Regions from separate parts of the Homo sapiens genome. Here region 1 is linked to region 2. A link is an interaction called in ENCODE POLR2A ChIA-PET data of the cell type or tissue named here. Cell type or tissue: PC-9. All regions are shown on one strand.

What was found. Peaks named below come from ENCODE experiments on the same cell type or tissue, not always from the same donor. Only the 100,000 strongest peaks of a DNase experiment are listed, where the experiment ranks them.
Region 1: POLR2A ChIA-PET joins it to region 2 with 5 read pairs; 2 of 35 experiments call an interaction of 5 or more read pairs at or near these places.

The regions. Positions count from the first base shown.
Region 1 is chr2:189,834,620-189,839,619 of GRCh38, forward strand. All of the region lies in intron 5 of PMS1 (PMS1 homolog 1, mismatch repair system component), which reads left to right. Among named protein-coding and RNA genes, the nearest start is that of PMS1, 53 kb to the left of the region's middle. In PC-9, no CTCF peak of the experiment used is centred here; a DNase peak (open chromatin) is centred at 2,222; H3K27ac peaks cover 2,448 bases.
Region 2 is chr2:190,056,155-190,061,154 of GRCh38, forward strand. It overlaps MSTN (myostatin), which reads right to left. Exons shown (of 3, transcript NM_005259.3): 2 at 3,908-4,281; 3 at 1-1,484. The coding sequence ends at 1,104. It also overlaps a transcript of AKAP19 not described here. Among named protein-coding and RNA genes, the nearest start is that of MSTN, 4.1 kb to the right of the region's middle. In PC-9, no CTCF peak of the experiment used is centred here; no DNase peak of the experiment used is centred here.

The DNA of each region.
Region 1 (5,000 bases), 220 kb before region 2:
TAATCTTTCTTGTTTTTAAAGACTGCAAAGAAATGAGTCTCAACAATATCCCTTTGAAAGTTATGCAGAGATTAACTTTATACCTTTACATTTTTATTAATGTTTTATTCTATTTCATTTTATTTTTAGAGACAGGGTCTCACTCTGTTGCCCAGGCTTGAGTGCAGAGGCATGATCATAGCTCACTTCAGCCTCAAACTCGTGGGCTCAAGTGATCCTCCTACCTCAGCCTTCTGAGTAGCAAGGAACACAGGTGCATGCCACCATAACTGGCTAATTTTTTAATTTTTTGTAGAGACAGGGTCTCACTGTGTTGCCCAGGCTGGTCTTGAACTCCTGCCTCAGCCTCCCAAAGTGCTGGGATTACAGGCCTGAACCAACATGCCCAGCTTATTATTTAATTTTTTAAAAGATCATACCTTTACATGGTTGAAAACCCAAAAATGTATGAAAAGGTAGAATGAAAAAATTATTCTTTTCTTTATCTTTCATCTGCCTAGCTCCTATAAACTGCCCCTTCTTTAGGTAAAATGTCTATTAATTTCTTTGCAACCTTCAGGAAAAATAATTATGCATGTTCTCTTTCAAGAAAAGAATATAAAATTAAATAAGTGTAAGAGATTTTAGAACTCATTTATACTGCATAAATTTTACCAAGACAATCATTTTTGAAAGTTTGAGGCTGCTTAGCAATAATCAATTCATATTAATGTTTATTATGTCAGTAGAATGTGGTTTGTTCTTTTAACAGTAGTATTGATACTGTGATGGAATAATCTATAATTTTATACTGAATTCAAAACATTTAGCAGTGTCTTAGTGGTAAGCTGCTGTGGCTCATATTGTTCCTGTGTTGCCAATGTGGGAAATAAAACAACCTTTTAAATATTGTGTTTGTGCCTCTGTACTTTTTGGAGTCAGAGTCAGTGCAAGTACATACGCAGGAGTAAATAATAATAGATATAGATCTATTTATAGTAACTTGTAAGATCTTAGAAGTAAACTTATGGTACTTAAGAAATTTGCCTGGGTATGGTGGCTCACACCTGTAATCCCAGCACTTTGGGAGCCCAAGGTGGGAGGATCGCTTGAGTCCAGGAGTTCAAGACCAGCCTAAGCAACATGGTGAAACCCTTTCTCTTCAAAACGTACAAAAAAATTAGCTGGGCGTGGTAGTGTGCACCTGTAGTCCCAGCTAATCGGGAGGCTGAGGCAGGAGAATCCTTGAGTCCAGGAGGCTGAGGCTGCTGTCAACTATGATCACACCACTGTACTCTAGCCTGTCTCAAAAAAAAAAAAAAAAAAAAAATTCATTGGTGCTGCTTCTTGTTTGGTGGAAAAAAAAAAATCCAAATATGAGCTTAGTACATCTGTGCCTACAATTTGCAAGAATTTTGGCTGCAGTCTAGGCCAATAATATATCCTCTTTATTTAGAAGGAGTTGACTTTGCTCAAGCAGTTTTAGCATTGTACTATTCACTTAACTATGCATCATCTGTGTGCAGCCTACATTTCTCTTTATCACAAATTGCCTTTACAAACAATTGAGGTTTACTAATTAAATATCGAGTATTCTCATCTAACTTCATTTTCTTCAAGTAGCGTATGTCAGTGAGGTAGGAATTAGGGGCAAGATATATTTGGCTAACTTCAAACCTAAGATGGTGTGCATGTAATAATATATTTTTGAGGTGTTTTTGCACTGTCATCATACTGACTAGAGTCAGATTCTTAGTTGGCACATCCAGGTGCTCCAACTTTGTGTGACCTAGATAGAAAACATATGGAGGTTTGTGTGTATTTTTAGCACATGTTAAGCTTTCGGCCTAAGGGCAAGATTTACAAAAACCTTCAGGAAGTGAAAAGAAAATCTCTGTTTTTGAAAATAACATAGAATTGATGAAACGGTAGAGAAAGCAAACTGAATACTGTATTCTGGATTCCCAGTATTCCCAGTTCTTATTCATCACATTTTATAGTTTAGTTTTTTAGTGATGGGTCCTGTTTTGAAAATGAATCTTAGTTGCCCAATGAGAAGATTTTACTTGTTGGCAGACCGCTATTATTTATTGCTAGCCCAAGTGTAACTAGTTTAGAAAATGCTCTTAAATTAGCCCCTCGATCTGATGCAATAAAAATTGCCTAGTGTGAAATAATGCTCCCAGACTCCTAGCATGTTTACTTTAAAGTGAAATCACATTGCATAGTTCTCATGTTTCACAGCTTTTTCTAGGACCGATTTCCTGAAGTGATCTTTTTACGGTTGTGTATACTAACTATTCAGCAGGTCAGGCAGTGAAATAGCATCCTTGCATTAATCAGCAGCTAAGATTTATATCTGTATCTAAGGCATCTAATATAAACTAAAATAAACAAGATGATGTTTACATTAGTAACACTGCAGGCTTTTTAGCTATATTCAGTGCAGGAATTTTAAAACATTAGTTTTTTGAAATATTTCCTTGAATGCTTTATTTTAAAAATGTCAATATCAGAGAGTTAGCATTCCTTTAAAGAGGTACACTTTTTGTGAATAAGTTTGGTGTTTTTTTTTTTTTCTTTTTAGGGAGGGGGTCTTGCTCTGTCACCCAAGCTGGAGTGCAGGGTGAGCCACTCCCACCTCAGCCTCCTGAGTAGCTGGGACTACAGGCATGTGCCACCATGCCCAGCTAATTTTTTATTTTTTTTTTATAGAAACAGGGTCACACTATGTTGCCCAGTCTGGTATTGAACTCCGGACCTCAAGTGATCCTCCCACCTTAGCCTTGTGAATAAGTTTTTATGGTTCAGCTATTCTTTGTCATAAGGAACTTCTGATGTGGAAAGTATGAAGCAGGGGACATTTCATTTCCTGTAATTGCAGATTATTCAGAACCTTATTTACTTCCTTTAATTTTGAACATTGTTCCTTAAATTATTAGCTGTTGGCTGGCTTAAAACTAGAGCCATAATAGCAGAAGCCAGTAGTTTGCCTTTCCAGAGTGCATGTGCACGCAAAGATTACAGTCTGGCAGTTCTTCAAAAAACATGGAGCTACCATGTGGCCCAGCAGTTCCACTCATAGATCTATACCCAAGAGAAATGAAAACATATGCCAACATAAAAACATGAACATGCATGTTTATGGCAGCATCAGTTATAATAGCCAAAAAGTAGAAACAACTCAAATGCTCATTAACTCATAAAAGGATAATTCAAATGTATTATCTACAATGGAATATTATTCAGCCATTTAAAAGGAATGAAGTACTGATATAAATAAACTTGAAAAGGTTATGCTAAGTGAAAGAATCCAATCAAAGACCATATATTGTATGATTCCATTTATATGAAACATCCTAAGTGGGCAAATTTTATATAGAGAGAAGATAGATTAGTGATTGAAAAGGGATAGGAGTCACTGATGATGGATATAGGTTTTCTTTTTGGACTGATAAAATTGTTCAAAGATTAAATCATGCTGTTGGTTGCACAGCTCTGTGAATAATAAAAACCATTGAATTATAAATCTAAAGTGGGTGAATTGTAGAGTATATGAATTATACCTTAAACTGTTATGTTAAGAGGAAAGAAAAGCAAAGATTGGTTTGGATTTCCTTAGGTCAAGTAGTAGACAAAAAGTGTAATTTTAACAGGTATGGTGGTGTGACAACTAGCAGCCTTATCTCTGAAAACAAAGAGCTAGTTTTCAACTCTACTGGGGTTACTTTTCCCTAGGGAAAAAAAAATGTGTTTATTTGCTCATTCCTTTAACGAAAGTATTTAGTATTTAGTGGGCCTTACTAGGTGTCTGGTACTGTTCTTGGTACCAGAGACTCAACACTCAACACTGAACAAGCTGAACTCATCATCTTCCTGCCACCAATCCTGCTCTTCTGAGTTTCTTATCTTGTTGAGTGTTACTACCACCATTCCAGTTTCCCAGGTCAGAAATCTGGGAGGCATTCTTGATTCTTCTCTTTTTATTCCCTCTCCACATGGAGTCAGTCATCAAGCCCATTTCGTACCCTTTAGTCTGTCCGTTTTCTCTTTTCCTCCTACCAGAGTGTTGGTTCTGTTAACACAGCCCAGTAATTCTCAGCCGCAGTATATTAATACTAGTAAAGTACCAAAGTTTGCAAATGGTTTATCTTAAAAAGCAAACGAAAAAAACCTAAGGGAATAATCCTGTCAACATCAGTTTCACTGACTTGCATTCCACCGAACTTTTGCAAGAGGAAGAGAAAGCTGTAGCATGATAGCTAGTATATTAGGAATTAATTACACATAGTCCTCAGGTCACCTATCGGAATATTTTTTGAATGTGAACTTTCAGTTTTGCATGTCTTTCGTAAAAGCTGAGAGTCTCTGAGTTGGAGGAATACAATCACTTTTTTTTTTCTTTTTTTGAGACAGAGTCTCTCTCTCTGTTGCCCACATTGGAGTGCAGTAGCGCGATCTCAGCTCACTGCAACCTCCATCTCCTGGGTTCAAGTGATTCTCATGCCTTAGCCTCCCAAGTAGCTAGGATTATGGGTGCCCGCCACCATGCCTGGATAATTTTTTTGTTTTTAGTAGAGATGGGGTTTCACCATGCTGGCCAGCTGGTCTTGAACTCCTGACCTCAAGTGATCCACCCGCCTTGGCCTCCCAAAGTGCTGGGATTACAGGCACGAGCCACCACACCTGGCCTATGATCACATTTTATAAAAATCATATTGCTATAGTTTCAGTTCTCACTAAGTCATTCTTGCCAAAGATCTTTTTCTAATATCTATCTCTGATCATGGTATTTTCCCAATTAGATTTATCCAGTGACTCTACATTGCACGTAAGGGAAACTATAAACCCCTTTGCACGATGTGCCAGGTCATTCGTGATTTAGCCCCTATCTGTCTAGTTTCATCTCTAGCAAGGCATTCTCTCTATATGTTCATGATTTGGCATGTACTATCCTATTTGTCAGGAATGCACTTCTTGTGATTTGTCTTAGAGACAAACTCCTGTCAAGTCTGATTGTA
Region 2 (5,000 bases):
ATTTGCTCTGAAATATAAGTAGTTGCTTTTCTGTGATGCATGACATGTCTTTGTGCCTTAGTACTTAATTTGAAATGTCCTTAGTGTAAAAATATACCAAAGTAAATAAAAAAGGAGACACTTATTTACAAAACAATATTGTATACATATTATATAAATGCATTGTTTCAGTCTTTTTATACAATATTGATAGAGTCGATCATTTCTATTATTTTACCATAAAAACTGCAGTGTTGCAAAGGCAGTGTTGTAATTTTCCAAAGACAAAATTACATACTTCTCCAAGTATGTTATTTTGACATTTTGATAAAAACAAACACCATTTGACTGCCTTTTAAGATAATGCAGTTTCTCCAAGTATGCTACAGAATTGAAAGCCAACCTCTAGAAAAATGATTCTTCTTACATTAAAGAAAATCCATTCCTCATTTGGAGGTGTAGGAAAATGCACCTGAAGAAAAGAGAAACTTACTATTTTACTGAATGTTTTTTATGTGATAAACCTGGTAGCCTCAGACATTCAGCCTATCGTATTAGCACCGTTGGCATGGATTGTTAATGTACTGTGTCAATTATAATAGGAATGGAAATTGCATATGCTGCACCATCCCTATTTTTGTGGAATTTTATCTTACCAAGTATACTACCATACAATATAAATTCAAGTGTTTAAGGATGATTCGAATGATGGTATATAACAATCCTGCATTTTACCAATACTGTATGTGGATTTTTCTGTAAATATTAAACAAAACTTTAAAGAAATAGACTTTAAAGCATACTCCTTTAATTCATCAGAACTCAAGGAGAATCGCTTTCATTTCCTCGCCGATGTTGTAATATATAGGAACATAAATGTAATTTGATCTCCTTCTAGCTCAAAAACTCTGGAAATCATAAAACTTTCTTGTATGATTTGTTTGGATGGTTAAATGCCAACCATTGCATATATTCCCCCTTTTAGTTTACATACTGTAGCTTATGCTTAAGTGACTGTAGCATACTCTAGGCCTATAGCCTGTGGTACTTAATTTCACAGCTTCAAAATTGTTGAGGGGAAAACCTTCCATGTTTTAGGAAGTTATGAACGCTTAATATAAATCTCATGAGCACCCACAGCGGTCTACTACCATCGCTGGAATTTTCCCATATATTATTTGTTCTTTGCCATTAAAATATAGCATATTAATTGGAGACATCTTTGTGGGAGTACAGCAAGGGCCTGCTGAACCTCTGGGGTTTGCTTGGTGTACCAGATGAGTATGAGGATATTTTTGTAAAAATACAAATTCACACTCTCCAGAGCAGTAATTGGCCTTATATCTTTTAGGAGCGATAATCCAATCCCATCCAAAAGCTTCAAAATCCACAGTTAGAGGGTAACGACAGCATCGTGATTCTGTTGAGTGCTCATCACAGTCAAGACCAAAATCCCTTCTGGATCTTTTTGGTGTGTCTGTTACCTTGACCTCTAAAAACGGATTCTGTTTGAAAAGGAAAGAACAATCAGTAATATCAATAGGCCTGGAAACACTTTTCTACCTACCTTAAGAAGTTATTGTTGAAGTAATAAACTAATAATTTTGCTCATACCACATTTATTTTTAAAAGGCACAGCATTAAGGAATGTTAATTTACACTAGGCTTGATTTTCCCCTTATGTCTCAAAAGAATTTAACAGCAATACAAATTCCCCTAAGGTCAGTACCATGTCTTTTTAAGTTTTATTTTTCCAAGTTTGAGTACCAGATTGCCTGGCACATAATGGATGTCCTGAAAATATTTATGGGAAGAAAGGGAGGGAAGGAAGAAAGGAGAGAGAGAGGAGAAGAAGAAGTGGGGAATGAAGGAAAGAGCTAACAGCTCCCTCTCTTCTTGCTTCCTGATTAAATATGTTGGCTAAATATGCCTGGTAACTCCTGGAGGGTTAGGTATAGTCATCCATCCTCCTCACTCAGGAAAACTTGGACAATAAAACCAGGGCAAAATAGGGAAGGACAAATTCAGAAGAAGAGACGATGATATTTCCTTTATTCTTTCACTGGAAAATGTTTCTATTCAGGTATTTAAAAATTTGTTGATTCTGTCTCTGCCCCAATCTTTTAATGCATTTGAGACTTTGTTTCCCTTTACATGAAAAAATCTGAGGAACACAACATATTAACCACTGGACATATTATCAATTTTGATCATTAAAATTCTACCTATAAAAAGGAACACTTTCTTAAATAATTGACAGTAGTTTTTAACCCATATCTAAATGAAAATAGCTCTGGCAGTGTTATTTAAGACTGTCAAAAATAATAATATCATTTTGGGAGTCATTAACATTTAAAGTAGCATATATAAAGGAAACTAGATCATTTAGAAAATTGTATAGTCTTTTAGACACCTGCACACGTATGTTTATCGCAGCATAATTCACAGTTGTAAAGATATGGAACCAGCCTAAGTGCCCATCAGCGGATGAATGGATAAAGAAAATGTGGTATATATACACCATGGAATACTATTTAACCATAAAAAAGAGTAAAGGAATGTCTTTTGCAGCAAATTAGATGGAGCTGGAGGCCATTATTCGAAGGGAATGGAAAACCAAATACCATACGTTCTTACTTACAAGTGCGAGCTAAGCTATGCGTACGCAAAGACATACAGAGTAGTATAAGGTACTTCGGAGACTCAGAAAGGGATGAGGGATTAAAAACTACATATTTGGTACAATATACACTACTTGGAGTGATGGGTGCACTAAAACCTCAGACTTCACCACTGTACAATTCATCTATGTAGCCAGAAACCACTTGTACCCCCCAACATATTGAAGTAAAACATGTGTGTGTGTGTATAAATATATATATACACATATATATAATAAAGTAATAAAAATGAAAAAATATTGTATAGTATTTTAAAGAATGTTTTATTTAGAGTAGATCTGATCTGCTAATTATATCATCTTTATAACTAAGATCATTGAATGATTACAAAGGTAACAGGTTTGTTGTTTACAAGTATAATCTTCTTTTGTAAATTATATCAATAGATGAACGTAAAAAGATGTGATCACATTAAGTATTTGAAAACAGAAATTTAGGTAAGCCAGAAGAGTAACCCTAAATTTGTACTAGGAATTAAAATGGTTTTTATTAATTTTTGTGATATATAAGGTATTGTCATTTACTTGGCCTGGTACTAAATTAGTCGGCCTTCCCTGAGTAAATTTTTGCACAAGAATGCTAAGGCAGCTCAGAAATAAGCTAGGTGGCAAAGGTTAACTAGTATGTAACTTGAAATTTTATTAGGAGTATTCCACAAAGAAATATATACACACATCAGTGCATCAACATCCTACAAATAATGAACATATTTATCTTGAGAAACCTTAAATATATTTAATAAAGTATAAGCCTATAAATATCACTCTTAATTTCTCTGAATAAAACATTTAATTATAATTTTAAAAGGTTTATCTGTTTTATGCTAAGCCAAAAATCTTTAACACATTTGGCACCCTTCTGGGAGAAAAAAATAATGTTTGGATTTGTTGGTTTATGTGGTAAAATCCACTATATAGAGTTAATATTTTAATACATACAGTCATGTATCATATTAATGAAAAGCACTTTATATTTCATTCCCAATTCAAAAGGACTTCTTAAGAAGTTAAGAAGTATGGTATAATTGTTTTCTAAAATCTTGATGCAAAGTAAGAGTATCAAGGGAGTGTTTCATAGGATATGAAATTGGACACCTACTTTTATTGGGTACAGGGCTACCGTTGGGGTAAGATACCTTTGTCTAGCTTATGAGCTTAGGGAATTTGTAGCTATTTTCCACTATTGTTTGTTCATATTATGAATAAAAACATAAGGTTATTATAATGTTATTTTCAGTTATCACTTACCAGCCCATCTTCTCCTGGTCCTGGGAAGGTTACAGCAAGATCATGACCATTCTCATCTAAAGCTTTTATTTCAATGCCTAAGTTGGATTCAGGTTGTTTGAGCCAATTTTGCAACACTGTCTTCACATCAATGCTCTGCCAAATACCAGTGCCTGGGTTCATGTCAAGTTTCAGAGATCGGATTCCAGTATACCTTGTACCGTCTTTCATAGGTTTGATGAGTCTCAGGATTTGCACAAACACTGTTGTAGGAGTCTCGACGGGTCTCAAATATATCCATAGTTGGGCCTTTACTACTTTATTGTATTGTATTTTAGAGCTAAATTTAAAGAAGCAACATTTGGGTTTTCCATCCACTTGCATTAGAAAATCAGCTATAAATGAATAAGAAAAGAAAAGTTGCTGAAATTATTTCCCATTAACAAAACCCCTCCATATTAATAGTTGAGCATTTTTTTAAATTAAGATAATGTATGCCTATGCAGTCTTTTAAAATGAAATACCGTGTGGAACTTTATAACTCAAAAAAATGTCAAAGAAAATAATTACCCTAGCTTTTCAGAATTTTTCAGACGTATGTATTTTCAGCTGTTCATCAGGAATCTATTCCCCTTCCAGAGAACTATGGACAAAGGAAGGTTCTATGAAGTAATGAACGCTGAATGAAATTTTAAAATGATGATGATTAGAGAGAACAAGAGACACTGTGGAGGAACAACCACTTAGAATTCTTTGGGAATCTGAGTAGTTACACTTACTGAGCAGCTGTACCAATCAGTCTGGAAGAAGGAACCCTTCCCCCAGGCCTGAATTACCTGGGGACAAGACACACTGAGCAACTTACTGAGCCTCAGGAATTAGTAGAAAACACAGTACATCTGTTACATTTTGGCTTTGGAATAACCTTTTAAAGGAGCAAAACTAAGCAGATAATTAACACAAAAATTTTGATGTTATATTCAGGCTATCTGAAAAGTTCGAAAGTATTGTCTTTAGGGCCAGGCTGTCATGTAAGCACAAGCACTAACAATTTCTTTTATTTTGGTTTTCCAAAATTGTCTATAAAAGGTAAATCTGCTCCAGACCTATTTGA